Linked DNA regions of Homo sapiens: region 1 is linked to region 2. Evidence: read pairs that join two places in POLR2A ChIA-PET (ENCODE). Cell type or tissue: Panc1. All regions are shown on one strand. Each heading gives the region's core, and the rest is flanking DNA. Links, peaks and the distances in the headings are about the cores only. Region 1 has its middle 120 kb from the start of CHD6. Region 2 has its middle 27 kb from the start of EMILIN3.

Evidence for each region. ChIA-PET counts read pairs that join two places held together with the same protein. Peaks named below come from ENCODE experiments on the same cell type or tissue, not always from the same donor. Only the 100,000 strongest peaks of a DNase experiment are listed, where the experiment ranks them.
Region 1: POLR2A ChIA-PET joins it to region 2 with 6 read pairs; 1 of 35 experiments calls an interaction of 5 or more read pairs at or near these places.

Annotation. Positions count from the first base shown.
Region 1 is chr20:41,737,161-41,739,966 of GRCh38, reverse strand. No RefSeq gene overlaps it. Among named protein-coding and RNA genes, the nearest start is that of CHD6, 120 kb to the right of the region's middle. In Panc1, for the core only: CTCF peaks have their summits at 918 and 1,190 (motif pointing left); a DNase peak (open chromatin) is centred at 1,176.
Region 2 is chr20:41,392,021-41,394,826 of GRCh38, reverse strand. No RefSeq gene overlaps it. Among named protein-coding and RNA genes, the nearest start is that of EMILIN3, 27 kb to the right of the region's middle. RefSeq lists an enhancer at 2,489-2,806. In Panc1, for the core only: no CTCF peak of the experiment used is centred there; a DNase peak (open chromatin) is centred at 1,269.

The DNA.
Region 1 (2,806 bases), core at 186-2,685, 350 kb before region 2:
AGGTCATTGCTCATGCTAAGACATGCTCCCCCCGTCCTCCCCAGGCATCCTGCTAGTCACCCCTAAGGTGACCAGAAAGCACAGGACAGGCAGGGGTTATATTAATAATTAGCCTCTCAGTCTAGTAGCTTGGACCTCAGAAACACTGGGTGGAGAGAGGCAAGGAGGCCAGGCCTGTCAGGAGTGTGGTGGGGAAGCTGACCTATGGTGACAAACCCACCCCAATTTGCCCAGGACTTTTCAGGTTTTAGCACTGAAAGTCTCACATCCTGGGAAACTCATCAGTACTTTTCTTAAAACTGAAAGTTCTGCATCCCATGACTATCTCTCCTCTCAGTACCAAGAAAACAGGTTTGGTTAGTCACCCAAACTCAGATCAGTTTCTTTGTCCAGCAGATAAGGTGTCCAGGACAGGCAGGGCTCCTAGGCATTCTCTCAGAGTCAGTATTAAAGCTACAGTTCAGATCATCAAACTGTACAAGACCCAGGCATAGACCCAATAGGAAAATGAGGCAGAGGGAAAAGGAGTCCCTCCACCATGGGCGAGGGCTGGCCAGAATCAGGCTGGATCAGGGTAGAGCAGAGGTCGGGGGAAAACTCAAGTCCAAATCTTTGGCTGCCTTATTTGCAGTTGCTTTCCTAGTTTCTAGCACAGTATCTGGCACACAGCAAGTACTGGATGCATAATGAATGAATGGAGGAATGAGTGAACAAATGCATGCCTAGCCCATTACAATTAAATCAGAGACTTCAAGCAGCTAGAACAGAACCCAGCTCAATGATACAACTGCTAACAGACAACTTGGATCCGTGGGAGAGGATTCAAAGGGCCAGGAGGGAAAATGCCACTGGAGACAGAGTTATGCCTGAGAGAACAGCCAATCAATCCAGCCTTGCTGCTGGAGGGCTCACTGTCTGCTGGTGGTTCTTGGGGAGGAGGCTGCCATTTCCAGCCATTTTTCCTTCTCTCAATTGGTGCCTTTGGAAAATACACCAAGAATGCAAGGCTTTCACTGAGGCCTTCTTCAAAAGCATTCATTGTGAGAAGTCTCCATCATTAGCCAAAATTCGAGCAGAGTTTCTATCGGGCAATCACTTCTAACTTATAAAGAGCTTTTTACTGTAATTATTCCAGCGGCTACAGGCGTGAGCAAAAAGGCCAGGCCTGGGGAGCAACAGCAGCACCATCTTGTGGCTCTTTGGAGAACACCACCGGGCTGTGTCTGCCCTTCACTGGGTGTGTAAACCCAGTTTCTGAGAATTGACACCTTTGGATATCTTAACAAGGATATCTGCTTTGCTATTTAACAACCTGATCCACTGCCCAACCTTTATAAAGATCAAAAAAACATAAAATCAATCACCAAATTCAGCACGGATTCAATGGCATGTAACCTTTGTGTTTTCAGAAGTTTCCCAGAGAAAATGTACATTTGCTGAGCTAACTAACATGCAATACACAGGTGCAGATTAAGGAAAAACTATGCTTTTCACAGGCCTTCCACTACACAAGCATGCCTTTCTTGCCCATCAAAGGAAACACTGATTTTTTGAACTAAATGATTTGTTCGTTTATTTAACAAATATTTATTGAGTGCCTGTTATGTGCAAGGCCCTATACAAGGCACTGGGTGTACCACAATGAGGAAAACAAATATGGTCGCTGTCTGCTATAGTGCATATAGTCTAGTAGGGGAGGCAACATAACTCAAATAATTACTGAGATACTAGTGCCCTGGAAAAAGTGCTAGGAAGGACACAGGGGTGGTGTGTGTGATGTAGAACAAGGAGTCGAATAGAGCTTCTTTTATGATGGGTAAGCTAAAAACTAAAAGTCTCAATTCTCTTCCAGGAAACTCAGAACGAAAGCCTTCAAGCATTGCATTGACAAGCCTGCTGGGAGTTGATTGCTGGGAACAATTTGAACTGACCCCCAGTGTTAAGTGTGGTTATCTGGTTCCCTTTCACTACCCCCCACACACAATACGCACATATATATCCATACATGCACACGTGCACACACACACATTCACACACATACACATGCACAACTGATTTACCATCTCTTTGTGCTGAAGAGGAATTAAATTATGTGCAGATGAGAACCGCAGTTGTATGGAGTCATGCTTAGTTGGGGAAGAGCTGAAAGGTTCTTTAAAAGCCTTATCTTTGAGGTTCTGACAAGCTGGGTCTGTAGAACAGCAACTGAGGCTCCCCCAGGGCAGTAAGTCTCTGGCTGGAGTCCCCTAAGGAAGGGAAGATGAGGTCACAGGTCCACATGGTTGGGAGACTTCATAGGTGTAGAAATTCAGACTTGAAAGGGACCTTAAAGTTCACCCCCTCCTGATGTTTGAAAGAGGATGGTGGAATGCACGTGAGTCTTAGAATCAAACAGACATAGATCCTAAGCCTGGCTACAGCATGATTTGCCAATTCAACTTCTCTGAGCCATTTCATCATCTGTGAAATGAAATTAAGGATCTCTATGCTGCAAGCAGGCTCAAATTCTATTATGGTCCCAAGACTGGGCTTCTTCCTGAAAGCTCTGCTCTCTCTGCCCTGCATGACAGGGGATCCTTTCACCAAAAATTATTTGTTCTTTCTGAAAAATGGTAACTCGACATTCAAGATTTTTAGTTTATATTAATTTTATAAAGAACATATTTTAATATGCTATTTTCCATACTGACATAAATATAAATCACTGAATAATTAAATTGGTGGATAGGGACAGCTCATCCTTACAGAAGAACACTAACTAATAAATACAAGGAATAATGGAAATAGAAAATCACCATCAGGCAAA
Region 2 (2,806 bases), core at 282-2,781:
CATGGTGAAACCCCGTCTCCACTAAAAATACAAAAATTAGCCAGGCATGGTGGTGCGTGCCTGTAATCCCAGCTACTCAGGAGGCTGAGGCAGGAGAATCACTTGAACGCGGGAGGCGGAGGTTCCAGTGAGCCAAGATTGCACCACTGCACTCCAGCCTGGGCAATAGAGTGAGACTCAGTCTCAAAGAAAAAAAAAAGACTGGGTTGAGCCCCAGTAGGGGAGATAGCAGTACAGAAAGCCCCTCTCTTGTGCCTCAGTGGGACTAGGAGAAACAGCTTGAGGTCCCCTGCACCCCAAGTAAGGCAAGTGCTGGGTAAACCAACCCTGTGCTCAAACACTGACTTTGTGATATGGACTCAGGAGGCCTTGAGCAAAAGGGCCAGCCAGGCTCAGAGCCTGCTACTCTGAAGTCTGGCAGTGGCACCCACCTCCCTGCAGAAGAGGCAGACCCAGGGTTATCCATGGCAGGGTCACCAGGGCCTGGGGCTGCAGGATGCTAGGAAGTGGCTCAGCTCCTGCCTGGTCTGGGGCATCACTCTGGGCCTCTCCCTCCAGTGTGCCCATGGGGAGTTGAGCTGCCTGAGCCCTGGGACCCCTCCGAGCTCTGCCACCCTGGACATGAGACCTTGAGATGCTGTGTCCCCATCTTTGGGGGTGAAGGGTCCATTGACCAAGTTCACCTTCAGGCTGCAGGGCCGTCTCTGGCTGAAGTTCAGCTGACTGATGCTCCCATTTAATCTTGGGGCTTGGAGCAGGGTTCCTGAGCCCCCCAGGCAGAGTTCCCACCTTCCTGTTAGGCTATTCCCCATGAGCCTTTTTATAAAGAGTTTGGCTGGGAGCCAGAGAGTTTTGGAAAGTGTATGGGCCAAGCCAAGCTGTACAAACCTGTCTTCCTCCCAGAGCTGAAAGAGGCCAGGTTGTTCCCAGACAAATGCAGAGGCGGGGCCGGGGGTTGGGAAGAAGAAAGGGGGCTATTTTAGGAGGACTTGCATACTGCAGAGCCCCCACACAGCAGCAGAGGGTGTGGGGAGGCACAGCCAGAGGCAGCAGAGTTAGGGACCTGGTACCAGGTGTCTCATGTAGACACACACATGAAACATATGCATACACCCCCAAACGCATGTGGGCACAGACACAAGTTACACAGATACGTAGGCTTGCGACTGTGTATAAGCATGTGCTGATGTGTACAGAAATATGCACAGGTACATACTAGGCAGTCGCACCTGCAGCTGCAGGGACATGCACAAACATGCTCATACATACAATCACACACCACCACGTACACACACATGCATAGACACTTAGAGATGTACACAAAGGATGCAGATTGAGCAATGCCAGGCTAAACCCAGGAGGCTGGGAGAGGGCTTGCACTCCCTGACAGCCCAACTCCCTGAAACCCAGCACACACGTGCGTGCACACACACACACACACACACACACACACCCTGGGAGGAAACTGCTTCCTCCATAGGAACTTTTGGATCCAGGGCAACATGCAATCAAGACCTTGTACTAGGAAAGAAAGCGCCTTTGTCTGCTGGGACCAGGGCTGCAGGAGCAGCTGCAGCCTCCTCCAGGATAAGAGCCAGGCCAGTTCCTTGCCCTGGGGAGGAAGGTCAGGCCAGGCCCTAGATGGGGGGTGGAAAGAGGGAGCTGGGGGCTCCAGCAGGCCCTGCCACCAATCCCAGGACACTGTGTCTGGCTGGGGGCACAAAGCCCGGAAAGCCTGTTGTTCTCAGGCCTGGCCTCCCTGACCTCTAACCCTAGTTTGGCCCTGTCTCCAGAACGACTGTGGTTCTGATCCCAGCCCTGGGGCTACACTGACCCAGACTGAGACCTGGCTCGCCTGGGGCTCCATGCCTGCCATGTGCCTGTGACGTCACTTTTTTTAGCGGAGTGAAAAAAAGTCAGGCTCTGGAATTAGAAAGATGTGAAATTGAATCCTGATTTTGTCACTCTCTGAGTGATTTTGAGAATGTACTTGACTTTTTGAGCCCTAAATTCAAACTCCTGTTATACAGAGGCAAATCTTTTTATTTATTTATTTATTTAGAGACAGGGTTTCATTTCTCATTCCATCACCCAGGCTGGAGTGCTTGCCGTAACCAACCTTGAACTCCTGGGCTCAACTGATCCCCTCACCTGAGCCTCCCAAGTAACTAGAACTACAGGTGTGCACCACTCACCTGGCTAATTTTTTTTTAAATGTATCATAGAGATGGGGTCTTGCTGTGTTGCCCAGGTTGGTCTGGAATTCCTGGCCTCAAGCCATCCTCCCCACTTGGCCTCCCAAAGCACTGAGATTATAGGCATGACTCACCACGCCCAGCCCAAATCCTCTTTATTGAGCCCACTGCATACAGCTGCCTTCTCCCTGTGTGCATCTTCTCTTCTGGGCCTGGTGAAGCTGGGTTGGTCCTCTCAGCCCCCAGCACCCCTACCCAGCACCCTCTCCTGCTGCACTGGCCCCAGGGAGGAAAGCAAGACCCAGCCCAGATCTCTAGGGGCTGCCATCTTGGGAGCACCCCTCCTCCCTTGTGCCCTTTTCTCACCCTCTGTGGTCCCAGCCCTGTCCTTGAAGCTGCCCCGTGCCCCTTTGCACTCCTCATCACACTCTGAAGGCCAAAACTTCAGTGAGAACAGCCCTGTTTTTCTAACTCAGGAAAAGGATTTAGCCTTGGAGACCCTGCAGAGGTAACTTAAGCCCCATCCCCAGACACTTCCAGAACTAATTTTAGTCCTTCCATTCAACAGATATTTACCAAAGGCCTACTATGCTATTCTAGATGCTGGAGAT